Linked DNA regions of Mus musculus: regions 2 and 3 are each linked to region 1. Evidence: chromatin loops called from intact Hi-C (ENCODE). Cell type or tissue: left cerebral cortex. All regions are shown on one strand. Each heading gives the region's core, and the rest is flanking DNA. Links, peaks and the distances in the headings are about the cores only.

Evidence for each region. A loop is a pair of places that touch in the nucleus more often than their neighbours do. Peaks named below come from ENCODE experiments on the same cell type or tissue, not always from the same donor. Only the 100,000 strongest peaks of a DNase experiment are listed, where the experiment ranks them.
Region 2: a loop joins it to region 1, with 2.2 times the contacts of the local background. A loop is called at or near these places in 2 of 42 quality-filtered maps.
Region 3: a loop joins it to region 1, with 4 times the contacts of the local background. A loop is called at or near these places in 3 of 42 quality-filtered maps.

What each region holds. Positions count from the first base shown.
Region 1 is chr11:81,090,174-81,100,281 of GRCm38, forward strand. All of the region lies in intron 1 of Asic2 (acid-sensing (proton-gated) ion channel 2), which reads right to left. Among named protein-coding and RNA genes, the nearest start is that of Gm51910, 40 kb to the right of the region's middle. In left cerebral cortex, for the core only: no CTCF peak of the experiment used is centred there; DNase peaks (open chromatin) are centred at 2,115, 4,551, 6,000, 7,716 and 1 more place; H3K27ac peaks cover 501 bases.
Region 2 is chr11:81,004,499-81,014,606 of GRCm38, forward strand. The region is part of intron 1 of Asic2 (acid-sensing (proton-gated) ion channel 2); the gene reads right to left. Among named protein-coding and RNA genes, the nearest start is that of Gm51909, 110 kb to the left of the region's middle. In left cerebral cortex, for the core only: no CTCF peak of the experiment used is centred there; DNase peaks (open chromatin) are centred at 5,100 and 6,367.
Region 3 is chr11:81,147,865-81,157,972 of GRCm38, forward strand. Asic2 (acid-sensing (proton-gated) ion channel 2) reads right to left here and starts at 5,039. Exons shown (of 10, transcript NM_007384.3): 1 at 3,894-5,039. The coding sequence starts at 4,601. Gm51910 (a long non-coding RNA gene) reads left to right here. Exons shown (of 3, transcript XR_003949744.1): 2 at 112-192; 3 at 658-3,869. In left cerebral cortex, for the core only: CTCF peaks have their summits at 4,430 (motif pointing left), 5,176 and 5,888; DNase peaks (open chromatin) are centred at 1,732, 2,931, 4,367, 5,137 and 2 more places; H3K4me3 peaks cover 4,012 bases; H3K27ac peaks cover 2,257 bases.

The sequences.
Region 1 (10,108 bases), core at 1,374-9,373:
AACCATCCATCCATCCATCCATCCATCCATCCATCCATCCATCCATCCATCTATCATTGATCTATCTCTCTGTACTAGACTTGGATCCAAGGGCTAAACAATACTCTATACCTGAGTCACTGAAAATAAATCAGATACATTAAGGAAGATGAAGGCTGGAATGGGTAAGGCAACTCCAAAGGAGTGAAAGAAAGAGATGTAAAAACTTACAGAGATTACAGATAGAATTTATAGCTGAGTATGAGTTCATTAAGTCAGTTTCTCATCTCTGTGTTTATTTGACAAACCACCCTGTGCCAAGAGCTGGGGAAGGGCTGAGAGCAGAGGCCTGGGGAGTGACATGATGATGCCCCTGCCCTCAAGGGGCTTCCAAGAAAGTCAGGGGTTGAATGTGGATGAAAACAAGTGGTAGCTCTGGTTACTGTGTGCACAGGTCACTCGGGAATCATACAAGGGCAAGTATCTCTAACTGAGGGAGGAATTCCACAAGCAAGGCTGCAAAGAGGGACGATGCCTGTAAGAAACCTTGAAAGGCAGGGGTGTTGCTTGGGCAGATAGAGAGGCAGTGTGAAGGGCATTCTAGAAGGGAACAGGGGTGGGCACATGTCTGGAGCTGTGCCATGGCAAGGATGAATTCAGGAACTGAAATATGGTCAGAGAAGAGGACACGCCACAGACAACAAAACCACATCTCCTTCTAACCGGCTTCACCGGCTAACCTTGGGACAAGCTGTCTTTCCACTTTTGAGAATGTCTCCATCTGTACAATGAAGGTATTGCGATCAGACTTTCTAAGCCTGGCTATGTAGGAGGGAGTGAGCATCCTGGTGCCCAAGCTATTCAAGAAAGGAGTGGGCAGTCCCCTGGGTGGACTTTTGGACCACATGACCTTTGGGGTCTTTTCCAGTCCTGAGTGGCTGTTGTTCTGGGAACCATATCAACCTCTGGGGACCATGCTAGGCTGCTCAAGTCGAGCATCTGCTGTTTCCTGCATTCCAGATGGGACCTTTGCTGGTTTAATAGCTCTGTGATGCACAGTCACAGGCTGACTAGGAACCTCTACCTCTGTCTAGTAGATATTCAGAGTCCCTGCGGGGCTGATGGCTGGCAAGTGGTCATTCCCGGATAACAGCGGCCAACTCTGGGTTCTACTTTATGCTCTACCAACTCTGTACAGAGCCATTCCTTCCTGTCTTCCTGTGCTGGGAGGCAATGGCAGCATATGAACAGCCAGGTGAAGGAGCCCTGTCTACCAGATCAGAAGCCATGGTTACCATGGACATCCATGGCCCTTTCATCTTGCCTCCATTGCTTGCTCTGCTGACAAAACTGGAGGCTGGAGATCTGAACGCACAGAGCAGGAACATGGACTCGGGAGCCAGGTCTCCAGCTTGGCTTTGCTACTTCCTCAGCTGGCTGGGCTGGAAAATGTTGTATAGTCTCCCCAAGCATCTGTTTTCCCTGCTGTGAAATGGGGGCAATGATGTCCACATGTACCAGACAAATACAGCTGGGGGCAGTAGCGACTGACTCATGACACATGGAGTAGATGAGGGAGTTAATGGTAAAGCCCTGATTTCTAAATGAAGTGGAATGAAAATGGGTCCAGAAGATAAGGAGATGGTTTGGGATACACACATGTATGCACTTGAGTATACCTCATGCATACATCACACACACACACACACACACACACACACACACACACACACACACACACACACACACACACGTTCCTTCTCAGGGATATGCTCATTGTCTCACACACAGGCAAGCCTTAAGGTAAATTCTGTCTGATTCACACATTCCTTGCATAGCTGTCTATAGTAACCACACTGTGCTCTAGGAAGCTGCAGACCAAAGAAGCCGATCTCCAGGTGACACCCCCCCCAAGCCCCTGTAGGTGGTACAAAGTGTCTCCTTGGACTTTAGCAATGTTCCCCCACAGTCAGTTCTGGAAGCCATGGTTACACTGGCAAAGACTTTGGAGTGAGGCAGGCCCAGGGACCCATTCCAGCTATGCCATTTACTTTAAGCAATCCCACTGTCTGAGACACAATCTCCTCATCGGCCCATAGGAAGTCAGGTTGCCAGCTTGCTAGTGCTGGGAGAATTATTGATGCTGATGTAAGTACCTTAATGGGATATTACAGTGAACAACCAGAATCATCAACCCAGCCTGCCACATGTTCTAGAGACTCCTACTCACTGTCTATGTGGGCTTAGGCAATGTACTGTCTCAAAATTACAATGATGAAATATTTATCAAATGCCTCCTGCCATGAGCTCAATACTAGACACCCAGATCCTGGGAAATGGAAGGCCTCTCTCTGCGAAATGAAGGGAAGATGTAGGGGCTTTGGGGTGCTTTGTAGCCCAAGTGGATCTTATAACATTTCATAGCTGAGGCTGGCCTTAAACTCTTGACCTGTCCTGTCCCCACCTCTCTGTTGCTGGGATAGCAGGTATGTGCCACCACACCTGGAACCACAATCTCTTTGTATTCTAAGTATTTGTACAAGTATCTGTTGACTATGGCATGTCCAACCATGTAAAGGATGTGATTAGTATTCTTTGAGTTTACAAGAAGAGCAAGGCTTAGCTTCAGATCCCGGCACCAAAAAGAACAAGGAAGGGAGAGGTGTAGGAAGAACAGAGCCCTCCCTCTCCAACAATCAAACCAGCTAGTGTCTTCTTCCCATCATTGAATCTCCTCCATCTTGCAGGTTCTGCAAGAAATAACTCTCTGTAGCTTAAACCTCTCAGTCTGTGGCTTTTTGTCATAGTAGCTCCAGCAGACTCAGACCTGCCTCAAATGTCCATAGGCAGCATCCTAATAGGATTTAATTTGCATTCATGTTTTACATATATTTTTCTCTAGAACCTTAATCTAAAAGTCTTTTTTGACTTGTTGCTATTGCTGGTCATCCAGAAAAGTCAGATGTTAACATTTCGGTTCAAATGAACATACTAAGTGTGTATTTCCATGGAAATCGCAGACTCCCTGGGAGCTGAGATAGATACAGTGGGCTGGTTGAAGGCACTTACTTATTTCTTACAAGTGTTTGTGCTTGGGGGCCTTCTTCCTCTGGGGCAGTTCATTCTCGAATGGTCCCATTGGCTAGTACCAGGAAACTCTCATTACCACCCCATGCCCCCCCCCACCCCAACTCTACCCTTAGAGTGGTGAGGCCTGCTTTTCCTTTGAAGGTAGCTATGGAGAGTTTCCAGGAATTTGGCTAAGCCACATGGAAACTGGGGATCTGGAAATTGATTAGTTTAATCACTTTCTGGGCTTGTGTACTCTGGGGAAGGTGGTCACATATCCCTAGTGGTTTGGGGCCTGTTTTGAAAACAGCTGTGCTAGATGACACTCAAGGGTCCCTTCTAACAATGTAGGATTTGGTGTTTAAGTTTTCATCCTAAATCCCACGTTTTTCTTTTCCAATGTCTCTATAGCCTACTACTCCAGTGAATGGATGGAGAGGGAGAGGAAGGGGGAAGAGGAGGGGAGGGGGAAGGGGAGGGGAGGGGGAGGGGAGGGGAGGGGAGAGGAAGTGGGGAGAGACAGTAAAATAGCTCCTAGGGCATTTTGCTTTAGAGACATATACCACAGGACTTCTCTTGGGTGTTGTCTCCCAAGTTGACTTCTACTACAGACCCAATTCATATCTGCATATGCTCTTTCCAGACTTTCACAATGGAAATGGCACTAGAACCAGGAGTTAAATCCCACACAGACACATGGAGCTGTGGGACCCTGGCTATCCAGCAGCTGGAACAGTCCTTGTGGCATGCTTTCTGCAAGAGCCATGAGATGAGCTCTGCCCATCTCTCTGCTCTGTTGTTTCCTTGGGCAGCTTTGGCCTGGGTAGACAAAGGCTGAGGTTGCTTTACACAAAGCATTGGAAAGCCTGGCACCTCAATTTTAACTTGGTGATAAATGGCTTGGGGAGCTAGTTGTGTGTGTGTGTGTTTTGCATGGGTGTGGGTGTAGTGCTCTTGTGTGGCCCCATACTTGTGGGCATATGTGTGTATGTGCAAGTATATGAGATTACGTCTGGATGTCCAAAGTTACCTTGATCACTCTCCACTTTATTTATTAAGTCAAATCTCTTGAACCTAAGCCTGCCACTTCTGGTTAGCCTAGCAAGCCTACTTGCCCCATGGATCCCCTTTTGACTTCCTAAGTATTGGGATGAGAGATGGGTACCACATCTGCCAGATTTCTATATGGGTTCTAGAGATTCGAACTCTACTACTCATGTCTGGGTGGCAACCTCTTAATTCATTGAGCTGTCTAGCCAACACACACACAGACACACACACACACACACACACACACACACACACAGACACACACACACAATTCCTTTTGATAAATCAGATTACCAAGAGACACTTTGGTCTCTATGCATCCCAGCCTGGCTTCAGGACTCGGTTTTCTTTAAGCAGGGCACCCCCGCCAAGTCCTGGATACCATCCTGTAAAAGGAAAGTAGGTCATGGCCATGGGTGGGAAATCTTCAGAATACATCAGTGCAGGGAGATTAAAACCTGTCACCAACAAGGCAGCCTGCACGTGGGCACCCACGTGACCACTCCTTGTCTGAGGCCGAAACAGAGCCAGCAGTTTCTGGGGAATGCATTTTATTACAACCACTGCAATGCCTGGAGCGATCTTTTTCCTTTGAAGTTAGCAGCTTTTTAAAAGGAAGGTGAAGTTCGTAAAAAGCCATGGTTGTTATACAACTACACCATCCATTTTTTACGAGGTTTGGGCAGAAAGAGTCCCTCCCTGTATTTTCCTAAAAATTGGGGCCCCAGAGGTTGCCAATTCTGGTCGGGCTTCTTCTAACCTCTGCAAAGGACAATGAGATATCATCATGGCTGGACTGCTGAGCATCCTCAGTGACTGCCTGTTGACATAGTGATTTGTGGATGGGTTGCTGACCCTGTGCTATGGAATGAGGGACATCAAAGGGTTCATCCACCTCTGGGCTGTGAGCACCACAGCTTTGATGTGTTTTCTCTTAATTTCTCCACACTGCTACAACACCAGTGCCCCAGTCTCGATGGCTTAGGCAGCTCTTAAGTGTTCATGGCATGGGAAGTTGGGAAGTTCAAGATCACGTCTTGATCCTTGCTGCCCTTACAAGGAAGTGATGGGGACGGAAGTCCTGGGGGCCTCTTTTCATCAGAGCACTAATCCCAGTCAAGAGAGTTCCAACCTCACAACTTAATTGCCTCACTAAGACCCCTATCTTCTAATCTAATATATTATGTAGGTGGGCATGTCAGACAAATAGCACTGGGCTGTGAGCACCCCAGGGTTGCTGGAAATGTGACCATATACGAATTTATAAATGTACTTAAAACATTATGAGGGTGGGTCTTTTGTTTTTGCTTTTGCAATTAGAAAAAAAATTAATTGTTTGATGCATTGCTCTCTAGCACAAACTTCATAAATAGCAATCTTGGAAGGGAGGGAGATAGGGTGCAAGCATTTAGACCATAGCTCCCAAGGGTTCCCGTGGGCTCTGGCTGAGGCCAGAGATAAAGCTGTCATTACTTCCCTTCTACCTTCTCCTGGTTCGTTCTGGTTCCCTCTTGTCAGGACACAAAGCGCAGACCCTTTCTTCTCGCTTTTACTCACCTGCCTCTGTCATGTGAAAGTGAGGGTCAACATGAAACACTGGAATCCAAGAGCTAAGATACACATGTCCACAGAGACAGGGGACACCATCACCCCACGTGATGTCACTCACCGTTAGAATTACACACCTAGGCAAAGCCTCCCGGGACCGGTACCCTCCCCTTTCTCTTTGCCAGGGTCTGCGTTCATCTAGGTGCAGGTGAGCTGCATGGAGACACTACTGCCTGCATCCATGCTGGCTGGCTGGAGAGGGAGTTCCCTTTATTGGCAGTGTTGGAAGGCTGGCCAGAGAGCCGAGGAGAGCCGAGCGGGGATGACTCATGCGTGGGGTGGGAAGTGGTTCTTTCCAGCCCTGAGAACTCCTGCTCTATTTCTACCACAAATCATTTTTAGAATGAGTCAAGACAGAAGTAAATTCTGTGAGTGTAGGAGGTAGGGGAGGAGGGGTTTAGGGGCCAGGGAAACCCGTGGGTGACCTGAGCTCAGCTCTCACCCAGCATTCTTCTCCAGTGTTTACTCTGCTGCTCCCTGGACCAAGCCCCAGCATGGGTCTACAGAGGACAAGGAAGCCCCTAGCTGACCTTGGTGAACAACCTTTTTTCTTTTTTTCTTTTTTCTTGTTGCTGAGGAGTCCTGGACTCTTCCTTGGAGCTAGCTAGCTACATGAGAAATTTGTCTCGGATTTTATCAGCTTCAGAGTCATGCATTTATTTGATGTACAAATGATGAAATTGGGGGCTTTCTGAGTTGGCAGTTTGTAGAACTTTGGAGGTAATATCAGGGTTTATTAAGATTTAGGGGTTATACTGGGTGAATGTATTGGGTGAGCATATAGGACAAAAGGAGGCTTTTGAGAAGTCAGAAGGAGGATTTAAAAGTGACCATCTGGAACCTTAAAGTGTACCTTGTTTGGAAATAGGGTCCTTGTACGTGTGGTGAGTTAAGAGTCCTGAGATAAGCTCACTCTCACTTGCCTGCCATGACTTCTCTTTACATAAAGTCAAAGAGATCTGAACTCCAAGACACACAACAAGAAGCTAAGACCGTCGCCAGGCGTGGTGGCGCACGCCTTTAATCCCAGCACTCGGGAGGCAGAGGCAGGCGGATTTCTGAGTTCGAGGCCAGCCTGGTCTACAAAGTGAGCTCCAGGATAGCCAGAGCTACACAGAGAAACCATGTCTCGAAAAACAAAACAAACAAACAAACAAACAAAAAAACAAAACAAAAAAGAAGCTAAGACCATGGAGGCAAGACTGGGAGAGGCCGTAGGAATCCTCCGTGGAACCTTCTAGGACATGGCCCCACCCAAAGCTGTATTTTAGGTTGCCATCATCCCATTTTGAGAAGACATGTTTCTGTTATTCAGATCACATATTCTGTGCCGTTCTGGTGAGGCAGCCCTGGGACCCAGGCACATCTTAGTGTACGGACATGGAGAGTTCAGTTATGTCAAACACAGTGCTACTAAATGGCCTGACACCTGCGCCAGCAGAAGTGGCCGTTAGAGACAGGGAAGTTCTTGTTGGTTTTCAGCATGCGCTCCTGCCAGGGGAGTTAGCTGGGCTTGACGGATGCCCTGTAAGGTTGGGCTCAAAGTAGCAACTCTAGCAAGAGTCAGAACTACATGTAGCAGGGTTTGAGTGACACAGGCATTGATTTCTGGAATGAAGCAGACCTGATGTTGCCACTTAAATGTTTGACCTTGGACATGTTCGTTGATGGCCCCAGGCTTCAGCTGGCTTATGTGGTCAATAAGTACAATAGATGCTGGTGGGTATTACCAGCAGAGTTAAGGAGAATGAAAAGAGATGTACAGTGGGCACACAGTGGGGATCCCATTGTTTGTCTGGAGTCTGTCCTGGGCTGTTCCCAGGGTGAGGGACAGGGCATACTCTATAGGGTCCTGGCGCCCCCTCTAGTCACCACTGCTTCTCCCAACAGTCATCACTGTTGCTGTGTCAGAAGCTTGTCATCTGTCACTTCACTGAATCCTCCCCCACTGGCCTGGGAGCTATTATTATCTCATTTTACAAATGAAGAAACTGGGCCACAGAATGCCGAAGTCATTATGATGCAGACCCAGCCAGCCGATGAGAGTTGGAGCTGGAGTTAGGCGGCAGGGTGAAGGCAGTCAGAGTCTGCTGCCCCAGGGACCTGCACAGGGGTCTGAAGTAATGTGCTGGTAGGCTGGTAACAAACAACCCCGCAGGCCACAAGGCAGAGCTGTTCAGGAGAGGGCCTTGGAGGAGCCTCACCCCAGCACTGACAGTCTTGTGGACCCTGAGGCTGCCCTGGGATCCATCACTCACCCTGAGAGATGCTGAGGACCTGGACACTCTGTGAAGGATGATGGCATGGCTCTGGGCAGTGCTGAGGCTCTGACTACAGAGATTCTCTGCCTCCTCCTTGCTTCTCTTTCCTCTGTGGCCTCCCTTGGGCTATTCTTGTCATTGAAGTGACAACATGTTGGCCACTGATTCTATGCTCAACTTGTGCAGCTCTCCACATTTTGCCCCCTCTGGGCACATATCCATAGTGGCCCACTGTCCTTGTGGGATGTGGCTTCACCTCTTCTGTTTCCTATGCTCACTCAGTGTTAGCCTCTTCTTCCTTTTGTACTCGACAGCCCAGCCCACACTACTCTTAGCTATTTATGTCTTTTGTTCTTGGACCTGGAATACCCACAGCCCATTCCTGAGCCTAATATGCACCAATCTCACCAATTCCCCTTATCCAAATTGCTATGTAAATCCCAGGTCTTTCCTGAACACTCCAGTTAAAATTGTGATCCTCAGCCCTAGGGGAGTGAGGGCTCTGCAGGCCATGGACTTCTTGTCTGCTTGGCCCACTGCTGTACAATCTGTGTCTTGAGCTGTGCCCAGCACACAGTATGTGTTCAATAAACATTTGCCAAATGGATGAACCCTTGAAAGGGGTCCTGATGTGTCTCCATGTCATTGTGTCTAGTATGACACATAGGGTCTCAGTAAATGTTTCCCCATACACATGAAAAAGTGATTCTAATTTTTAAGCATGGTTCCTGGTCAGAAGACAAGGCCATAGAGCTGTGTCCAACTACCTCAAACCCAGGTGGTGAGAAATGTTCTGTCCCACTTAGTGCTGTGCCAGCTTCTTCTACAAGGTCTCTTTAAGTCTCCTTAGCTTCCAAGCCTCTGTATGTGCTCCTCCCTCTAGGAAGCCACGCTGACTTCCAGGGACTGGGTTAGATCTCACTTACTGGAGCTCTTCTGACACAGCCCTTCCCAGTGTTTCTCATCTCCCACTTTACTTGATGCTGACCACAGGGTAGCAGCAGGAACACTTAAAGTAGTTCTAGATAGGAATAGATACCTGCCCCCTAACAACTCCTGCTTCCTCTCCTTCCCTTCCAAGGTAGGGGTCCAAGGTAGGGCAGGTTGGTCTCCCACATCAAGCCCAGAGACCTAAAGCTCTTTCTTTGGACCCCAGCTTTGGAGAGGATTCTCAGGCCCTGCTATAACTGGGGATGCTACCCAAACCCTCCCCCCAAATGGCTGCCCTTTGTTGAGACTGAATAGAGAAAGGCTTCTTGCACACAGCCAACCACCTGTCAGGGAGATGGAAGAGGTATGGATGTTGGGCAACAGGTCAGAAAGCAAATACTGAGCACATCTTAGAGGCTCTGCCAGACTTTGTGCTAGTTTAGACCTGGAGTTCTCAGTCTGGAGGAGGGTTTGTCATTGAACTAGGCTACTTGCCTGGTCTGCTTTTCAAGGCTGTAAGAGGTGACCAGAGGCTGGCAAGAACCAGAACAGAAATAGCTAGAATCAAGAGTAGGGTATTGTACTGGCTAGTTTTGTGTCAACTTGACACAGCTGGAGTTATCACAGAAAAAGGAGCTTCAGTTGAGGAAATGCCTCCATGAGATTCAACTATAAGGCATTTTCTCAATTAGTGATTAAGGGGGAAAGGCCCCTTGTGGGTGGGACCACGTCTGAACTGGTAATCTTGGGTTCTAAAAGAGAGAAGGCTGAGCAAGCCAGGGGAAGCAAGCCAGTAAGGAACATCCCTCCATGGCCTCTGCATCAGCTCTTGCTTCCTTGACCTGCTTGAGTTCCAGTCCTGACTTCCTTGGTGATGAACAGCAATATGGAAGTGTAAGCCAAATGAACCCTTTCCTCCCCTACTTGCTTCTTGGTGATGATGTTTGTGCAGGAATAGAAACCCTGACTAAGTCAGGTATCTCTTGCCCCACGCTGAGCCTTTATCTTGCTAGTTCATGCATCCTCCTCCCTCAGACAAGATGTCCTTCTAAGCATGCTCTCTGTACATTTTATGGTTGGGTCTCCCAAGAAAAAAATCAAAAGTGGGACACTGGCACAGCAGCATCTGTGTTCTTAGAAATTTGGGTACCTCTAACATTCTGAAGAACACCCCCCCACACACACACACTAGTCACAATGCAGCAGCATAA
Region 2 (10,108 bases), core at 1,445-9,444, 86 kb before region 1:
TTATGAAATTCTTAGGCAAATGGATGTATCTGGAGGATATCATCCTGAGTGAGGTAACCCAATTACAAAAGAAGTCACTTGATATGCACTCACTGATAAGTGGATATTAGCCCAGAAACTTAGAATACCCAAGATACAATTTGCAAAATACAAGAAAATCAAGAAGAAGGAAGGCCAACATATGGATACTTCATTCCTCCTTAGAATAGGGAACAAAGTACACATGGAAGGAGTTACAGAGACAAAGTTTGGAGCTGAGATGAAAGGATGGACCATCCAGAGACTGCCCTACCCGGTGATCCATCCCATAATCAGCCACCAAACGCAGACACTATTACATATGCCAGCAAGATTTTGCTGAAAGGACCCTGATATAGCTGTCTCTTGTGAGGCTATGCCAGTGCCTGGCAAATACAGAAGTGGATGCTCACAGTCATCTATTGGATGGAACACAGGGCCCCCAATGGAGGAGCTAGAGAAAGTACCCAAGGAGCTGAAGGGGTCTGTAACCCTATAGGTGGAACAACAATATGAACTAACTAGTACACCCAGAGCTCGTGTCTCTAGCTGCATATGTATCAGAAGATGGCCTAGTCGGCCATCATTGTGAAGAGAGGCCCCTTGGTCTTGCAAACTTTATATGCCCCAGTACAGGGGAAAGCCAGGGTCAAGAAGTGGGAGTGGGTAGGTAGGGGAGCAGGGCGGGGGGAGGATATAGGGGACTTTTGGGATAGCATTTGAAATGTAAATGAAGAAAATATCTAATAACAAATTGAAAAAAATAAATAAAAATGAGTTAATAACTAAGTGAATAGCAAGGCAGAATTCTCTTGGGAATGGAGGGACCAATGCAATAAAGGGAGGACTCCAAAAGTAGGCTGAGACTGTGCTCAGAGGTCTGGAACACCCAGCTCATTAACTATAAGCTCCATGTTATCTGGAGGCAACATCTCTACCTAGAGGATTCGGTTGTTCTAAAAGAGACTCAGATGGAAGAGTTAAGAGCCAGCGTGCTGAGATGAATCCACTCTTATCTCCTAGCTTCCTCTGAACGTTTATAGATCCATTCTCTACCTTCAAAGGCTAGCTGTATCCTTTCATAAGGATTAAACTCCTGCCCCAGGAATTTGGACTATGGTAGGTCAATGTATGCCCAGGCAGAAGTCATCAGAGATGCAGAGCAGGATGTTTCTCTGGAGAGAACATGGAGAAGGGAGATCAAGAGAGGCTGGGGGTCTTTGAACAGGAGATTCTTTGCCCAGATCGTACAGCCTCCCCCAGATCACATGACTCCACTTCCCCAAACTCAGTTTGATGATCACAGCCCCTACTCAGGAAGAACTGACCACTTCCTTTGTGTCTCACTGGGAAAACATACCATTGGTCCTACATCTTAAAGTACTAACAATAACCATTTGAGATGTGTAACAATGTTTCCTGGTATGGAGACCACCTATGAGTGTCTTATAGATGGTGAACTGGAGCCCTTGATGTTGCCAGAGCAGTCACAAGCTAGATGCCACTGTCCATGGTGCTGACCAGCAGACCTGTTGTCTTTTTGAATCCCAGAGTGTCCTAATACTTCTTCATTGTTTTCAACATAGAACTCAACAGGTTCACCAAAGGCTCGGGGATGGGACGAGAGGAGAATGGAGTATAATGAGCTTTTCTTGGCAGAAATGTTTAGTTTTGCCTATTTTCTGCACCTTTGAAGGCTCCTGTTTGCTACCTGGTAGTACTGATTGAGGCTACAGAGCACTGGCTGTTCACATACATCCTTTGTTCTTCCTAGATGGTGACCAAGCAGGTGAAATGCCAATATATTGAATTCTAGACATTTTTGATGGATCCATTTAAGAGCAGCTACAAGCTGGAACTGGGTCAAGGTCGTTTGCATTCTACATGGCTAAGAATTAACCATTTTGAACACTATTAATTTCATGATAAAAGGGAGTCACTATATGCTTTAAATATTCTTGAAATATACTTTTAAAACTGCAGTTTATTGAAGGCTTGTTCATGCCAAAATTGCAAGAATTAGTTTTCTTTACATATGTGTCACCTTATTCTCAATATAATTCAGTTAGAAATACTATGATTATCTCCATTTAGGGGAGCACAAAGAATGGCCAGAACTAATGAACAACTGGTCCAAGGTCACAGAGCCAGTGAAAAATTATCTGTAGACCACTGGTCACCACAGCATTTTATTAGTCTACATTGATATGCTCAATCTTTTAACAATTTCCTAGCAACCAACAAGATGTTCCCATAGCAACAGTAGTAAACTCAGTACTAATATTTGGATAATATTTTTTTAGAAAGCTCTTAAATTCAAAGTTAGTATTCCATACCTGGGAACATATATTAAAAGAACTTAGCCTAATTGTGGAGAAAATTTATGCACAAAGGGGTAGGCTGTGGCGCACCATTCAGTGAAGTACACACAGTAGGCCTGTAATGACATGGCCCCACAAGTTGCTCTCTCTTGCCAGAAACTGCTCCCATTTTCTAGGAACTGTCCTCACACAACTTGCCCTCTTGCTTCAGGTGACTGCCCCAGGGTGGACACCCGACTGGAACAAGTTTTCTTCATGGACCTTTTCCAGATGGATTTGGAAGAGCTTAGTACTTTTATGCCCACATCAGACACATTACTGTCTATCTTGCCCTTGTACAGTATGGGCAGAAGAGGGCTAGAATAAATGGAGAGAGGAAGAAGAGGAGGAGGGAGGAGGAAAGAAGATGAGGAGGAGAAGGAGGAGGAAGAATAGGAAGAGGATGAGGAGGAAGAGAAGGAAGAGAAGGAGGAAGAGAAGGAAGAGAAGGAGGAAGAGGAAGTTAAAAAACAGTGAAACCATGTCCAATGTCTTTCTTGCATCCCCATGACACACTTCAACTCTTCAGAGAGCTCAACAGCTCTTGGACCTTGAGAGCCCCTCACATTCTTTTTACTAACTTTTTCCCCCTTGCCCAGGCCAGCTGCAATTTGTTTTCTGTTAAGAACAAAAGTTTTAATTTAAGGTGTGGATTACAGAAAGAAATTGTGGGGACACATCCCTGAACAATGTGTGGATCTCAGGCAACCAGTGGACCACAAAAAAGCTGCCTGAAGTAGGGTGGGACTTGACCACAGAGGAGGTATGAAGCTGACTCAGACTCGTGGAAGCTAGTGAGCTGAGCCATTCACACTGATGTGTGCGCATCGGTGTAGGGACTAAGTGGCAACTCAAGGATGTGGATGTGGGCTCCAATCCTCTTGTAAAATTCACCCCTGAAAATACTGCAGCAGAGCCAACCAAACACAGAAGACCCTCCATGATTGCTTCTTCTCTGTTGTTAACCAGGACAACTACAAGGGAGATGTGAATTCCACCTTTTACAGCTAGTAAGCGTGAGTTCATGGGGCTACAGTTTCACTGTTCATGGTTCTGAGACAGTGGGTGGGGTGCTTTCTGAACTCCAGGGCATAGGTGTTTTCTCATCCCTTTTCATGTATAAATCAAGAAGCTCACAGGGGTTGGCGATGGGAAGAGAGAATAATTAATGGTGTCTTGTGAGACATAAAAGAGAAATGGATTCATTCTATGTACACAGACTACCTTCTTATGGGCTATCCGGGCTTTCCACTTACATGCACTGCCTCAGCTCCAAGTCCACCTTTCCAGTTTCTCTCCCAAGAACTTCGCAAGCCACATTGTGAAGCTATGTCTTGCAGGAGACTGGAATGTTGGGCTGGCCTTGAAGGATACTGGAAAAAGGACCATCATCCACCATTTTTTGTAGCTCCAGTCTGCATTCCTAGCCTCTTTAGCTCTTTTGTTCCCTCCAGCGCTACAGCAGAACCAGTTACCCTCTACCTCTCCTCCTCTGGGTCCCTGTCTGTATTCTGAGCAACCACCTTCCTGCCTGTATCATCTTCTCAGCGCCTTCCCTGCAGCATCTCATGACCCCACACTGACTACGCCACTTTTCTCTTCTTCCTCATCCCTAGAAAGCAGTAGTTACTAATCCCTGGGACCAATCTCTGCCAACTGCTTCTTCAGCCAGCTAGCACAGATGTAGTACACTTCTTGGATTTAGTGATCTCTACTTACATCCCTCCAATCTCAATTTCTCCATTTATAAAAATGGAGGCTAATCCTTAACTCATGACACCGTTGGGAGGAGTTGATGGCATGGCAGTTGAATGACAGGCCCAGAGCAGTGGCTCTTACATGCTGGCCATTCCCTTCCCACAAGTATTGAAATCTAGATGGCCCCTGACTTTGCAATGGTGATAAGCAGCTAGGGAGAGATGCACTTCAAATCCTGAGTTCTCACTTTTTTCTAGGCTAATAGTATACAATGCAGCGCTATCTGATGAAGCTGGTGGTGGCAGCCAAGTCTGAGGTCTCGCTCGTGTATGACCATGAAGGTTAACAACATGCTACAGTTACCTGTATTGCCTGTGTTCAATGCATTGAATGAACTATCCAGTGCTTTACTGTAGTGTAGGCTTTGTGCTAGGTGATTTGAGAAATTGCAGGCTATTGGAAGTGTTCTGCTTATCATTAATGTAGGCTGTGTTAAGTTTGCATGTCCAGTAGGTTAGATATGTTAAACACATCAAGCTTCTGCAATTCACACACCAATAGGAGATTTTGTCCTTGGGTTCCTTTTTAAAATTGATGATGATGATGGTGGTGGTGGTGATGATGATGTCTTCTTCTATTACCCTCTACTTTATCTTTGAGACAGGGTTTCTCACTGAAGCCAGCACTTACAGATTGGCAAGCCTGCTTAGCTACTGAGCTCCGGGGACCCACTTGTCTGTGCCCCCATCACACTAAGGTTACATTTTTTTTTACGTTGGTGCTGGGTATTGAACTCAGATCCTCCTGTTTGTGTTGTGGGCCGTTGACTGAGCCATTTCAACAATCTTCTCTCTTGATTTTCTGTTGAAAGAATTGATTTCCAGGGATCGGGCCCCAGTAAGGTTGAAGCCATGTCCCACAGAGCCCTTTGCCCAACTGCCACTGCCAGCTCAGAGGCAGAGCTGGTAGACACCCACAGCAAGCGGAGGCGGAAGCTTTCAAAACGAACCGCACTGTTGAAGCAAAGCGTCCTCTCAGCATTCTCGGTCTCAGTCACTTGAGCAGATTCTAATTTAGTCTCAAAAACATTCTTCAATAGCCGCGGGCAAGTGCTGCATTTCACGACAGAAATGGGTACAGGGAGCTCAACTTCAGCCCTCCACCTCGGGGCCAGTGACAAATCCCTGGAAATTACTTGGGGGAGGAAAGAGGGAGATGTACCATCTGCAGGGCTAGAATGAATGAATGAATGAATGAATGAATGAATGAATGAGTAAGAAAATCTTTGGCTAAATTCTGGGTTTGGTACTTTGAAAGCATAACCTTTACCTAATACCTTTCATTCATTTGCACACCCATGTCATGATCTCCTGTACCGTGACTTCTGATTCAACTCCAAAGAGTTGAATCAGAAGGTCTACACAGGAAGGAGGGAAGGAGGAAGCATCTAGAAGGACTTAGACTCCTCCATGAGAAACAGAACTGAAGCTGCCTTCTTGGGAGCTTTTATGAGTTCAGTCCCTGTTGACAGAGGGGGACCATCTCCCATGAACTCAACCTGGGGCAGCCTCCCAGGCTGATGTCAACTGAGGCCACAACCCAACCGGGCCACTCTGCTTTCGGTTGCATCTGCTTTGTTTTGCTTCTTGACACCTTTGGAAGAACTGCTTTCCCCATTCTGAAAACGCACTTGATTGTTTCGGTTCTACATTTGAAACAAGGATGGATAATATCTCAATCTAGGAGAGGCTACGTTAACCAGAACCCATTGAAGGGAAGCAGTGGGTGGGAGGAAGGTTTCTTTGATTGTTGCAGAAAAATTGAGAAAACTCAAATGCTTTAGAATATATAGAAAAAAAAGTCAATTATGAGAAAGAGAGAGATACAGAGAGAGAGAGAGAGAGAGAAAGAGAGAGAGAGAGAGAGAGAGAGAGAGAGAGAGAGAGAGAGAGAGAGATTAAAAGCAAGAGGAGAGGGAAGCAAGCAGAAGCAACATTGGAGGTGGTTTAGTAACTGCACATTTCAATTTACTGAAGACAGAAACACATCTCACTGTTCTCATGCAAGTTCATCCTTGCTTAAAGTCTGGAAAGGCAGGAGGACGAGTGTTTGTGTCACGTAGTGGCAGCTACAAGTTCACTAACACGCACACATACACCTACTTGGGTCAGAGCTTCAAGCATCTTCAGGCAACTTTCTCTGCAAGTTTCAACTCCCTGTCAGTTTTTCCCAGTTAATGAGACACAGCAGGTTTGTCCCAGGGAAACAGCCGCGGTAGCAGCACAGAGGAGGCAAGGCAATCTTTCCTGATGTTTCTACCGTAGGTTTTAATTGAGGGAGGATCTGCTAATGATTTTTCTAATGAGCAAAAATGACCTCACACTACTGTGAAATTTGGGGCCAGTGCCAACTTAGCTGGCAGGCAGAGGAAGGAAGGGGGCTAAGATTTATTGAGCACAGTGCGCATATTCGTCATGGCTCCTGCATGTTTATTTGAGACTGGGTTTCCAGCATCCCAGGCTGGTGTCAAACTCGCTCTAAGCCAGGATGACCTTCAGCTTCTGATTCTCTTGCTTCTGTCTTCCGAATGCTAAGATGATGGGTGTGTGGGTGCCCGGGATGAACCTAAAGCTTTGTGCATCAGAACAAGCACCCTACTACCTGAGCCGAACCCCCAACTTCTCACCACCCCTCTTAAGTGCTCACGTTTGTGAGCCCCTGGACCTGAATCCAGCTCAGACTTGCGGGTTTCCCTCTCCAGGTTGCAGCAGCCCCGTTGGGTACTGACTTTCTCATAGACTGCAAGGCGTGTGGTGTCTGCTTAGAATCCCAGGGAGCCCATTCAGGGGCAACTTTGGAAGTCAAGAAGCTATGATGCCTACTGAACAGAGAGGAAGAAAAGCCTGGAGAGGGACCGATGGGAGTAGAACAAGGCTTTTTCCACTTAGGACCAGAAAGGCAAGAAGAGCTGATCTGTGAAGCAGTGCGCGCACAGTTAACAAGGCACCTTACATTTGCTGTATCATTTCCTAGGCCCTCATGCTTTCAGGGAATTGATTAGACATTAAGTTTATGTTCATCATAGTGTTCAAAGAACCACAGACACACGTCATACACTCCCCATATTAGCCAGGGCAGTGATTATTAAACCCATTTCATAGACAGTTGAGGCTCAGTGAGGAGAAAGCAAGTGCTCAAAGTCACACAGGAAGCAGCAAAATTAGGGCTCAAGTCAAGGTCATTTGGCTTTTGTAGACTTTGTTTGGTCTGTGCCATGCACCCCATAATATTGGAGTGGACTGTATGCATGGTGATTAAGGTCCTAGGGTCAGAGGTTCATCTGCACGGGCTCAAACTCCAGTCCCACCCCGACATTCTATGCCTCTTACCAACGCTCTCCATGGTTCACGTTTCTCACTTATATACTGCATGACCCACCGGTACCTCCTTTATTGCTTTATTGTGGGGATTAAATGGCTAAGCTTAAAAGCATTCAGATGAATGTCCCTCTCAGCTCTCAGGCAATATTAGCTAACAGCATTTTATTATAAAAATAATAATAAGTAATAAAATAAAAAGTTGAAAGCGTTTCCCTGACATCTCAGTTTTAGATTGCTATTTTGTTTTGCAGAGAAACAGAAAAATACAGAAACAACAGGAGAAAATAAAAGCTCGCTATATTCCCAGCACAGAGCAATAATCGGAATGCTTTAGTACTTCTCTAACTATATATATATTTTTTTCCGAGCATATACAGAACCACACGGAGCCAGCCCCCCACATCTGTGGGTTCCATATCCACGAATTTAACCAACTGCAGATCAAAAAATATTAGAAAACAATTTCACCTGTACTGAACACATGCAGTTTTTTATTGTTGTTGTTCCTTAAACAGTATAGCAGAACACCTATTTACATAACATGTACATTCATGAGGGTGTTACAGAGACTCTAGAGACTATTTAAAACATATGGGAGAAGATGCTTGGATTCTCTGCAAATATGTTATCATTTCAGAATTCTATGCAAGGCTCTTGAGCCCCTGCAGGCGTTGATATCTTCAGAAGGGGTGGGAGGGATGGGGGTGTCTCAGAGCCCACCCCTTGTGGATCTCAAGGAGGACTGGTCTTTGACAAGCTACTATCCTACCTTTTCCAATTAGCATCAGAATGTGACCATTTCCCTATGCCATTATTCAGTTGCTAAAAAAACACAACCTTCACCCAGCTGTTACAAACTACTCCGTTCTGGAGGTAAGCCATAATTGAGGTGGTGGCGGCTTGCAGTCGTCCTTGAATGTGGACGAGTTATATGTGCACTGACGTCACCCTGCTGTGCCACCTATACAGTAGGTGCTTAGTATATATTAGCTATGAGGAGCAGGAACTTCCATATATCCATTGTATCGGTGTCTTTCTCCCCCAGCTCAGCAAAAACAAAACAAAAAAGCCCTTTGCCAATTTTCTAGGTAAAATATGGGGTCTTATTGTTGCTTTAATTAATTATCGATTTGATTAATAGCGAGGATGAAAGTTGGCACATATTTCACTCTGCTGTGTCTTCTCCCTCCCCTTTCTTGGGAGCTTCTCTCCATCTTCCCACCTGCTTCTGAAAGCACCATTGTTGAAGGAAAGGATGCTAGCCCGGCTCACCGCATCACATTTCCTTGGGTCCTTTTGCATTTCCAGATAATCTGAGAGGTTCCCAACAATGAATCAAGTGCTTGCTAATTATTTTAAGGTAATTGCTTTAATACGTTTAGATACTCATTAATTTTGAGAAAGCAGTGACAGCTCTCAACTATTAATGAACTTCTTCCTCATGTTGAGGGCGTTGACAGTGAGCACCCAACTCCCCTGACATCTCAGCTCCAGATAGCCATCTTGTTTGGCTGTAACTACACACACACACACACACACACACACACACACACACACACACACACCTTATTAAAGTTCAATGATGGCTTAGAGGAACCTTCATAGAAGGCATTAGCATCCAGGTAATTACTGAGAAGTGACGGCAATTGAAGAAAAATGAATTTTATTTCCTTTCATGACAACAGAGCCCTCCCACCACCTGCCCAGCACAGGTGTGTGTTTCTTTGGCACGCTGCCTTTCCCGCTGTTCAGAGAACTGACGGAGAATCACAGAATATTCCAGAATGGACAGGATCGGATATTGGATCGCATGCTTCTGGGTAAATGCCCAAACCCCCTAGGAAAGGCTGTTCTTTATCTTTGTGGAATATGCCCAGGAGTTAAAGCTTCCTTGCTAGTGGCTGTAACTTGGTCCAGGGTTTATTGATGAATAAGATGCTCTTTCTTTAATCAAAGCAGTGACATCACTGTTGATTTTATGCACACCAGTGACTCCCATATGACCTTTGGAGGTTATTGTAGTGTTCTCATCTCTAGCATAATGGTTCTGGAGTCAGGGCTGATGCAGCTCTGAGTTCATATCTAGGATGTATAACTATCTCAGCACATGAGAACTGCTTAGTGAGCCGCCTTCCTGCCTTCAGAGCCTTTTGCCTGGCAAGAGTGATAGGAACCACTCAGATTTAGGGTTCATTTTTTTTTTTACTGTCACCTACCTGGAGACTTTCCTTGAATCATAGACTCCCACAGCATGACCCTCACGTTGGTCCTGTGTGGCAGACACTAGCATCATCTTTGCTTTACAGAGGTTCAGGGAGGCTCCAGGTCATTCCAGCTGTGGCAAGCTTAGTAGGGCAAGTACCAGGATGCATAAAGAACCTCACTTTATCTAGGAGTTAAAGTGACTCAACAAAGGTATTGGATCCGGCCGGCCAGGCCATGTTTACCCCATGATATAGTGACAAAGCTTGGAGAGGAAGGTGTTATTTTCTCTCTAGAGAAGTCAGGGCTCAGGGAAGTTAAGAAACTTTCTCCAGGTCACACAGCCTAATGGCTATGTGGGCTTCAAACAGAAGCCTATCAGACCCAAGGCTCTCTTTGTTTTGAAGACAAGACACGCATCTTGGGAGTCAGTTCCAAACACAGCTGCAG
Region 3 (10,108 bases), core at 1,053-9,052, 57 kb after region 1:
GTCCCCACTCTGCTCTGGAGCCCTCTCTGTATGTCCTTAGCTCTGGTTCACACAACTCTTGCAAATTGCTGAAGGGTGTTTACCAAGCCTTATTTTATTTTATACCTCTAGCATCCAATAAAGACCTCGGCACAGAGTCCACATGGTTGATTCGAGAACTAAAATAAGAACGAACATGCCCATCTCTCCCAGGTAAGTAGCCAAGGAAAGACAGGGTAATTATGGTGATAGTACTTAGAACCTCTTACCACCATGTACCATGCACATGGTGCCTAGCTATTATTTTTTTTTAATACTTTAGTAATGGCTCCTGAATACTAAGCATCTACTGCCATCCAAGTTATCTCTTCTTACCTCTAAGACAGAGACCTTATTACTGGAAGCTCAGAAGCTAAGTGTCTGCCCAGGGAATATTGGTAGGAAGGAACAGACCTAAAGCCCAAGACCAGGTCTGTTTGACTTGCCCTCCTGAAGCATGCTGTTTCCCAGAGAGGGCAATGACCCCTTGTTCTTGATGTAGAACCTACCATGCAATGGCTTGTCTGTTCCTATTTCCAGCCTTTTGGTTTCTCTTTTAAGCCCCCCACCCCACCCCGGGCTCTCAGAGCTCTGCCTCAGAGCTCTGCCTCATGCCCAGACTACTCTCTCCACTGCCAGGAGCTACAAAGGAGCCAGAGCAGAGCTGAAGTTCACAGCCGATGCCAGGGAAACAACACAGGCTTTCAGAAGAAGCAGGCACCGCTCCATTTGACTGTCGAATGGTGAAACCTTCCTCGGCTTCAACAAATCCAGAGCCATCAGTGAACACGCCCAGAGTGTGCCTGGCAAATTAGCCCAACACACTGCCCTCGGCATTACGTTTCTCTCCTACTGGTGTTTGTTTTCAGACATGGGACTAACGAGAGACAGCTGCTCCCTTCCCTGAAAGTCCCCCATAAACGCTCCACCCTTCACTTGTTGCTCTACCATCTTAAAATGTGAGAATTACAGGTGTCCAGTAATTTATAGCCTGCTTCTCGTGCCACAGGCCGCCAGCTTCCCCCTGGAAGTGCAGTTTACAGTATTTGCTAGAGGAAGTCAACCAAGGCCCCAGAAGACACGATCCTGCAGATACCTCGTGAAAATACTCATTTTTCAAGGCTTTCCTGGGCATCCACTATGTGTCAGGTTCTGTGCTGGGAAGACAGCAGCAAACTACACACAGTTCTTTCCCTTGGCTAAGGGAGAAGCAAGCAGTCTTAGCAGGTACATTGAGATACACAGGGGAATAGAGAAAAACGGGAACAAACCTGTCTATGGGTTTTGTTTTTGGTGTGTGTGTGTGTGTGTGTGTGTGTGTGTGTGTGTGTGTGTGTGTGTGTGTGTGTGATGCTGGTTGGGGTCATCAGGAAAGACTCCAAGCCAAAATAAATCATCCTATTCCTCCTCCTTTCTCTCTTTTCACACACACATCTCTCCCTCTTTCACACACACACACACACACACACACACACACACACACACACACACACACATGGAGAGAGAGAAGGAGAGGGAGAGGGAGAAGGAGAGGGAGACTCAGAATCTGAACAGCCATGTGGCCCAAGAATTCCTACCCTCAGCTACTACATCACAGGGCCACTCCATCAAGGATGGCAAAGGCTCCACCAGAGAGCAGGCAGTTAGAGTTTCTGACGGGGTCTTCTCAGTGTTGAGAAATTTCCCTGAAAGCACTTCTTGAAGTCTTCAGCTAGAAAAACAGCAGCCCAAAGCATGCCTTGTTATAGGGCCTGAAACTCCCAGGACAGGAACAGAATGATAAGCTACCAGAGGTCACTTTGAGTTCCCAGGGCACAACGGGTAGTACTTTTACCCCCTTTCCTCAGCTCCTTATCTCCCATCCCACACAACTCATGCCCATGCCTGTCTTGGTCGTATGTCCTCAGCATGTAGACTCAGGTTAGACTTTATCTATGTAGACCACCTGAGATGGCTCCTATTCCATTCTTCTACCTTCTGGGAGGTGCCAGACTTGTGGGGGAGGAGGCCTGAGTCTTACTCAGGCAGGTTTTTCTGATAGCAGGTAGGCCCAGGATCAGAGAGGAAGGTTCCCCGTGGCTTCCGTGTAATGATTTTGGTGGTATACTAAGTTAGAATTTGAACTTGCTGATGTCAAGGAAGAGAGTGCTCTTTACAGTTCCCTCCTCATTTAAAAATATAAGGATGAAAGCCATTGCTAAGTCAGGTCTGCTGTGATATCGGAAGGCAACCCTGGCCGTCAGAAGGCAATCCAAACTGCTTAGTAAACCAATAATCGACCAACACAAAATTGCATCGAAGAGGTTGTGTGTTGTACAACTTAGAGCTTGTACTTAAATGTAATCTTGAACTTCAGTCTAACTCTAGAGCTTGCTCACCAGTGTTCGGCCAAAATCCAACTGACCACAAGGGTTGCTGCCTGTATTCTTTGGCTTTTATGCACCATGCTTGAGGTTCAGGAGGGAGCTTTGTATAAGTGTATGTTAGCAGCACTCCCTGCTTACAGAGGCAGGGAGTCTCAGATGAGATGGTCGGAAGGCCAGCTGAAACTCTCGCCATTTCCCAGCATGGGATGTGTTAGAGAGGGATAAGTCAGAATTACTCTATACTCAGTCCGACAGCAAAAATCAACAGAGTCAAGACTGAAGCTAAGGGTGGAATCTCAGGCAAGAGATAACCAGAACAGCCAATCAGAGACCTAGAATGACCCGCATCAAGCCAACACCTGTTGCAACCGTGGCAACTCTGCCATCCCAGGAAAAGCTTTGTCAGAGACAAAAATCCGGAAGAGCGATCCTTCTGAGAGTACTACTCACGAATGCACACCAACCTTCTCTGCACTGGTAGAAAAGCCAGAGCCCACCTAAGGGGCGTTTACACAGCAAAGGTTGGACAGGCTTGCACCATGCCGGGTCCTGGCACCAGAGCTCTTCGGAGACAGACTGCACAAGGCAGATACCTTCTGCCTGACATCTGCGTTCTCCAGACCCACAGTGTGCGGGAACCAGTACAGCAAATGGCTCACAAATCTCTAGCACAGCTTCTTTTGGCCCTGGCTGTTTGCATTTCTGAGCCTGCTGGCTGCAACTTTCCCACCTAAGGATATTCCTTCAGTCAGTAAGAGGAGCAAGGTGGGTGGGTGTGCTCATGGAGCGGTGTTTGTTTGTTTTTTTGTTTTTTTGTTTTTGTTTTTGTTTTTGTTTTTTGGTTTGTTTGTTTTGGTTTTTTTTTTGTTTTGTTTTGTTTTTTTTTTTTTTTTTTTTTTTGGTTTTTGTTTTCCAATGAGCAGAAAGTTGCCACTGCCTTAAAAAGGGGCCCACAGCTTTGGTGTTCATTGCTGTCCTTGGGAGTTTTCTCCTAGACTCCGTGCGGAACTCTGAAATAATAAGCTGTTTAGGATCTTAAACAGAGGTCCTAAAACACCTTGTTAGCCCATTTCTTTTGAAGGGTTTTGTATTGGTTCTCCCCAAAGAGAACAAGCCTCCCATTTAAGGCAACTCTAGAGACCAAACAGAGAGCAGTAGCTTTGGGTCCCGTGAACCTCGGGTGTGTGTGTGGGTCACTATTTAGAGAAGGGACCACAGAGAGTAGAAGGAGGAGTTTGAGAGCTGACACCGGAAGGAACTGTACAAGGAGACGCTAACAGCATTAAGATGACTTCCTAGACAGAGCCAAGCCCAAGTTTCCCACCACCTGAAGACTCAGGGGATTCGAGAGTGGCTTCTTCCTGGGCACTGAGGAGAGGTGACACCCAGTCAGGAAGTAGTGACACTCACAGGGGCCTGGTGTCCAGTCCCTGGGGCCCACCTAAGAGCCTCAGGACTCCTGGGAAGCGCGGGGTCAGAAAGGGCGGGTTCGCGCGGAGGGCAACTCACTGAGGAGAAGTTGTGCGGGCCACAGAGCTCGCCCCGGTACTTGCAGGAGAGCAGCATGTCCTCCAGCTGGTGGCCCAGACGGTCCATGAAGGCAGCGCTGATGCCCTCGAAGTGGCGCGGCGGCAGGAAGAGGCGGAAGTCGGCCAGCTTGCGGAACCACTGTCTGCGCGGCTCGTCGCCCCGCAGCAGCTCGCTGACCAGCGGGCGCGCGGTGCGGTTGGGCAGCAGCAGTCCTAGCCAGTGGCCCGCGTAGTAGAGGTCCCCCTTGGAGAGGCGCGGGAAGCGCAGGGGGTTGTTGTTGCACACGGTGACAGCGGGGAACGGCAGCTGGCGGCTCCACTCGCGGTGCACTCGCGTGTGTGACGGGAAACTGAGCCAGTAGAGCAGGCGGTTCGAGGACCAGGACAACAGCAAGCCAAGGGACGTGCAGAAGGCCAGCACCCACAGCGCCCGCCGCTGGAAAGAGCCTCCCGCCGCCGTGCGCCCCGCGCACATGTGCCGCAGCCCGTGCAATTTAGTGCGACTCAGGGACGGCCGCCCCCTGCGGGCGACCCCTGGCCCCTGCAGCTCCCGATCGCCGCTCCGGTCGCCCCCGGGCTGCCTAGCTGCCGCCACCGCCGCGGGCGCCGGCTGCTCGCGGGCCATACGGAAGCGTCCCGGGCCGCTGAGCGCGGTCGCCGGCAGCCGGGCTCCGCCGCTCCGGCTCATTCATTCAGCCCGAGGCTGGCGACAGCGGCGGCGGCCCCGGCCGGGCGGAGCCGCCATGGGAGTCCGCAGCAGCAGTGGGAGCAGCAGCAGCCGCGCGCAGCTTGTGCCAGGGAAGCCTGCTCCCGACAGGAGCTCCGGTGGCGCGGCATGCCCTCCCGGCGTCGCCGCCGCCGCCTCCGCGGGCGCTCGCCCGGGACTGAGTGCCGCCTCGGCCCGCCGCCCCTAGCTCTGGCCTCTCCTAACTACCCCCCACCCCCAGGCTCTGCTGGCCCCGAGTCTTCCAGAAGGACGAGAGTCACTGGGCACTACCTCCGGAGGGGCCCCATTGGGAGCCGCCTCTCCAATCCCTGGGCTCTGTGCCCGCCGACCTATCCTGGTCCTGGACCTCGGGGGACCCTGAGATGAGTCCCCCCTGCACGGACTAACCCCAGTTTTTACGCTGATCCTGAGAGAGAGACCACTGGGCCACCATGCCTGGTTTGGCCAGTCCCGGGGACCCCACTAGTCTGGCCCTTAGCCCAGTGGTGCTGGGACATGCGAGGGAAGGCGCCAAGGAACGAGCGCCCCCAGAGGCACTCCGCGGCTCCAGGCTCGGCGGGTGGGGTGGGTGTGTACTGGGGTGAGTGGTCGCCGAGTGGCGACTTGCACCTTCCCTTTCCTCCAGGACCCTTCTTTCTCACGGCTGCCGGAGCTGCTTTCTGCTGAGACGCTCCCAGGCTTCCCCAAGTCCTGAGTCCCGCGGGGTGTCTACTGTCGTCTGGGGCGGGGGCTTCTCAAGGCGTCCTGCGGAAAGCTGCTCGCTGCTGGGCCCCTCCAAGGTTGCTGGTGCTGGGAAACTATCGCTTTTCCTCTCGGCACGGATCGTCTTTAGAAAAACCCGGCTATGCTGTTCCTTGCCTCTTATTCTCTCTGGGAGACGGGAGCTGGGAACTGCGGAGCCCAAGCAACACCTCCTGAGGCTGATCCGGACTCGCTGCTCATCGAAGCTCGCAGCTCCGGTGGGCCCGTCTCCTCTCAAGACTCCAAGTCCACGATGGCGGTGACAGTGGCGGCGGCTGCTCTCCTCTCTCGGTAGCCCGGCCCTCCTCGGGCCCCGGGCGAACTTGGGCAGCAGCCGCGCGAGGCTGGCGCGGCTGGCGCTGCTGGGCTCTGAGCACCTGCTACTGCGCTCGCTGGCCCCGCGGCTCCGGGCGGGCGGGGCGGCGGCGGCCGAGGCGAGCGCTGTGCGCTCCTGGAGACGCGGTTCTGACGCTCCCGGCTCCTCCTTGCTGCATTTTAATTCCTGGCCACTGTGGCCGCTGCACACCAAGCGGGAAGCCTCTTGTTGAAGTTGCAGGGGATGTTGGGGCGGGGGGGGGGGGTTGGGGGCAGCACAGATGTGGTCGGTTGTACCGGCTTGTGGAAGAGATGGAGAGTAGTAAGAATGCTGTGTTTATGTGCAAGCCGTGTGCAAAGAAATGTGAAGGGATGCCTGGGCGTGTGAAATGGGCTGGAGAGAGATGGGACTGTGCAGCGTGGGCACTTGAGCAAGTGTGAGTGCGGTGTCGTGCAGGGGTGTGTGTAGGATGTGAACTGTTTATATGTGAACCGGCGTTTGTGCCAAGTCTTCAATTCGTGAAGCTGCCTGTGGGTTGATGTGCTGCGGCTGCTGGATGTGTCATAAGTAGACGAGTGCCTGTGATGGGCTGTATGTTCTATGTGTGCACATCCTTGGCTGTGGGTATGAATGAGTATAGTTTCCGATTTGCATGTGTATGAATTTCTTTTAGGAAGGGCTATGTGACCAGTTACTGGGAAAACTTACAGGACTTGTGGCAGGATGGACTCAAGGGGACAGCTCCTCTCTTCTGCCTCTAGAAATTTATCAAGTGCCCCAACCCCTTTCTCTGGAGGTGTTAAGCCAGGCAAAAGTAGCTCTCCCTGGATGTGAAGAGAAGGGAGAGTAAGAAAGGGGATGTCGTCCCAAGTCAAGAGACTCCACAAAGCACCCAAGGCTTTCAATAACTCCTGGACATTTTAAACTTTTGATACTGCCTTTTAAATATTCTGCTTAAACTTTCGGTCGGGGTGGGGGGACTGAATGTGGTTTCTAGATACAACTGGCTCCATTTTCTAAGTGATGTGAGGGAGGCTAAAGCTTGCCCAAAAGGGCACAGTTGGGCAGTGGTTAGCTGGGTTCAAGGCTCAGATCACAAAGCCCTGACAGTTTTTACTGTCTCAGAGGGTCTTGTGGTTTTCAGCCTCTGGATCAGGGCTGGGGTCCTGCTGTTTTGTTTTGTTTGTTTTGTTTGAGACAGGGTTTCTCTGTATAGCCCTGGCTGTCCTGGAACTCACTTTGTAGACCAGGCTGGCCTCTGGGGTCCTGCTCTTATGGCTGCCTTGGCATGCAGGGTTCACAAAAGAACTCTACACATACTTTCTAAACATCACTGAGACAGGCAGCCCTCCGAGTTCCTTACCTTTGGGATAAAAGAATTTCCAGACATTTCTGAGAGTAGATGGAATGGATGAAGGACCCAAAGCACAAGAAGACAGACACCCCAGTTAGTGGAGTATCAGAATTCTGGGACAGGAAACTGGAGGACGAAAGACTTGGGAACAAAGGTGAATTCACAGCTTTTGTGGGATTTAGGAAGATTTGTGAAATGACCAGGAGGTTTCTATGAAGGATGCAGAGGACTAGAGTGGATATTCTATTCCCACTGGCCTGGGGGCTTTCTTTCCATGAAGCAACTCCTTGTATCTAAACACTGGAGAAGATGGTCTCTGAGCCCCTCATCTCCCATTCATACACCACACATATGCACTCAGCACACATGTCCATGTACCCAAGCACACACTATATATACACATGCCCTACCAGGTTCACACAACTGCACAAATACATTTGACACATAATACAAAATTTGACACATTTGAACATACATACAAACATACATGCTGCAATCTTGCATGTGCATTCAATGCATACTGTATATTGTGTGTATATATACACACAGTATATAAATATACACAACCATACAACCATATATTACCCACAATGAATTCATTCACAATCATGTATATATACACACGATGCACACGTATTATGTATATGGATGTCCGTGCTCACTCTCTAGGGCACAGCTACACATACCTGAAGACCTCCACCTCTTCCTCCTCCTCTTTTTCCTCTTCTTCCTCTTCCTCCCCCTTCTTCCTCTCCTCCTCCTTCTTCTGTTTTTCAAGACAGTGTTTTTCTGTGTAGCTTTGGCTGTCCTGAAACTTGCACTGTAGACCAGGCTGGCCTCAAACTCAGAGATCTACTTGCCTCTGCCGCTAGAGTGCTGAGATGAAAGTTGTGTGCCACCACTACCTTGCTCATATTCCTGGAGAAGAAACTGTTGCTGCTGAGCAATGCTGAGATTCAGCTGTGGATTTGGTTTCCCTGAAAGCACCTGTCAGTTGTTGGCTTTGGCAGGAAGTTCTGAAGGTGCCAGTGTACTGTACTCCCAACAAAAACCTCCTATTCTAATAATTCTGGCTTAGACCGAGGATCCCTGCCTGGGAATTCAGGGACCTCTTCTAGCCAAGGTGGTAGCCTAGAGGCCTGGAAGCAGCTACTGTTAAAGGAGCTAAAACAAGCATGTGACATCTCCCAGCATCCTTACTCTGGAGTGGAACTATGCTCTGTTTTGTCAGAAGTCATTCTGGTTGATTCTGCGGTTATAGGCTTTTCTTTCCTGGCTGTATACTTCTTGAGGTATACACATGCCAGTGAGGGCTGATCAATTGTCACCGTTACCCCGTCTTTCCCTGTCCATTCTCCATATGGAGCAGGTACAAGCGAGTAGGGAGATCCTGCTTTGGCCTCCATGGATCTTGGCAAAGAAACAGAGAATGTGACTCCAAGCAAAGACTACTGTCTCTCTGGTGACCACATGTTTCAGCCTGCCCCCTAGGCTGACTGAGATGCCCTGCCCTCTTCAGTCAGCCCAGCAAAATTCTCCTTCCAAATCCCATTGCCTCCTAAGGGATGATTCCCTCGGTTCTTGCTGATGATTGGTCTTTCGCTACGATCCCAATACAATCACGCCTTGTGCTGATGTCACAGTGATAGTTCTAGCCATAGCACAGTGTCCTTGTGTGTGTCCAAGTCTTTCTTGAGGGCTCTGAGCCTTTTGAGGACAGAAATTACATCTCATTCATATTTATGTTCCTGCCTCTCATCTCACTGTCCAGGCACATTGATGACACACAGTAATACAGGAAAAGAGGGGAAAGAAAATGATATGCCTACAAAAATATATTGCATGCCAAGCATAGAATAAGACATATTTTGCTTTATTTCCATCTCTAACCCTTTAGGGAAGGAATTTTGCTGAACTAACAGCTTGGAGCAGAATCAAAGTGAGTTCTAAGTCTTCCCAGTGTCTAGGTTTTCTCTCCTATGTGTTGCCTATTTTTTTGGTTATTTGAGACAGGGTTTCTATGTATAGCTCTGGCTGTTCTGGAACTCACTTTGTAGACCAGGCTGGCCTCGAACTCAGAAATGCACCTGTCTCTGCCTCCCGAGTGCTGGGATTAAAGGCATGCACCACCACTCCTGGCTGTGTTGCCTCTTTAAATAGCATTATAATAGATATCACTGCCACCCCCGCCATTACAATTATTATCTCCACCGTTGTCATTATCATCATCACCATCATTCTTCCTTCCTAATCCATAGGGAAGATTCCAAATGCTTTACACTGAAGTAAGTTTGATAAGTGTTCTAAGTGTTTAATCCATCTAGAAAAATATTCTTTTATTTACTTCAAAGAGACCACAGAAAGCTTAAGTTATTTCCTTGAAGTCATACAGCTAAGAAGAAGAAGAAGAAGAAGAAGAAGAAGAAGAAGAAGAAGAAGAAGGAGGAGGAGGAGGAGGAGGAGGAGGAGGAAGAGGAGGAGGAAGAGGAAGAGGAGGAGGAAGAGGAGGAGGAGAAGGAGGAGGAGGAAGAGGAGGAGGAGGAGAAGAAGTAGGAGGAAGAGGAGGAGGAGGAGGAGGAAAAGAAGGAGGAGGAAGAGGAAGAGGAGGAGGAGGAGGAGGGGGAGGAGGAGGAAGAGGAGGAGGAAGAGGAAGAGGAGGAAGAGGAGGAGGAGAAGGAGGAGGAGGAGGAAGAGGAGGAGGAGGAGGGGGAGGAGGAGGAGGAAGAGGAGGAGGAGGAGGAGGAGGAGGAGGAGGAGGAGGAGATGGTGGTTTGCATTCAGAGAGCTCAGCTCCATCCCCTTGTTCCTCCCACACCATGGCTCACATGACTTAACTGTTTCTTCCTGATGGATTTGCTTGGAGAGCCAAACAAATCTTTAAGATTGTGCATAATCTGACCAGCACACCCTCTCCACCAAGAAACAAAAATTTAACACTATGATCTCCCCATAATAACCTTTTTTAAACAATTTTTTTATTAGATATTTTCTTCATTTACAAATGCTGTTCTGAAAGCCCCCGAAGTTCCTTTGCGTCTCTATCACTCCGGCATCTAG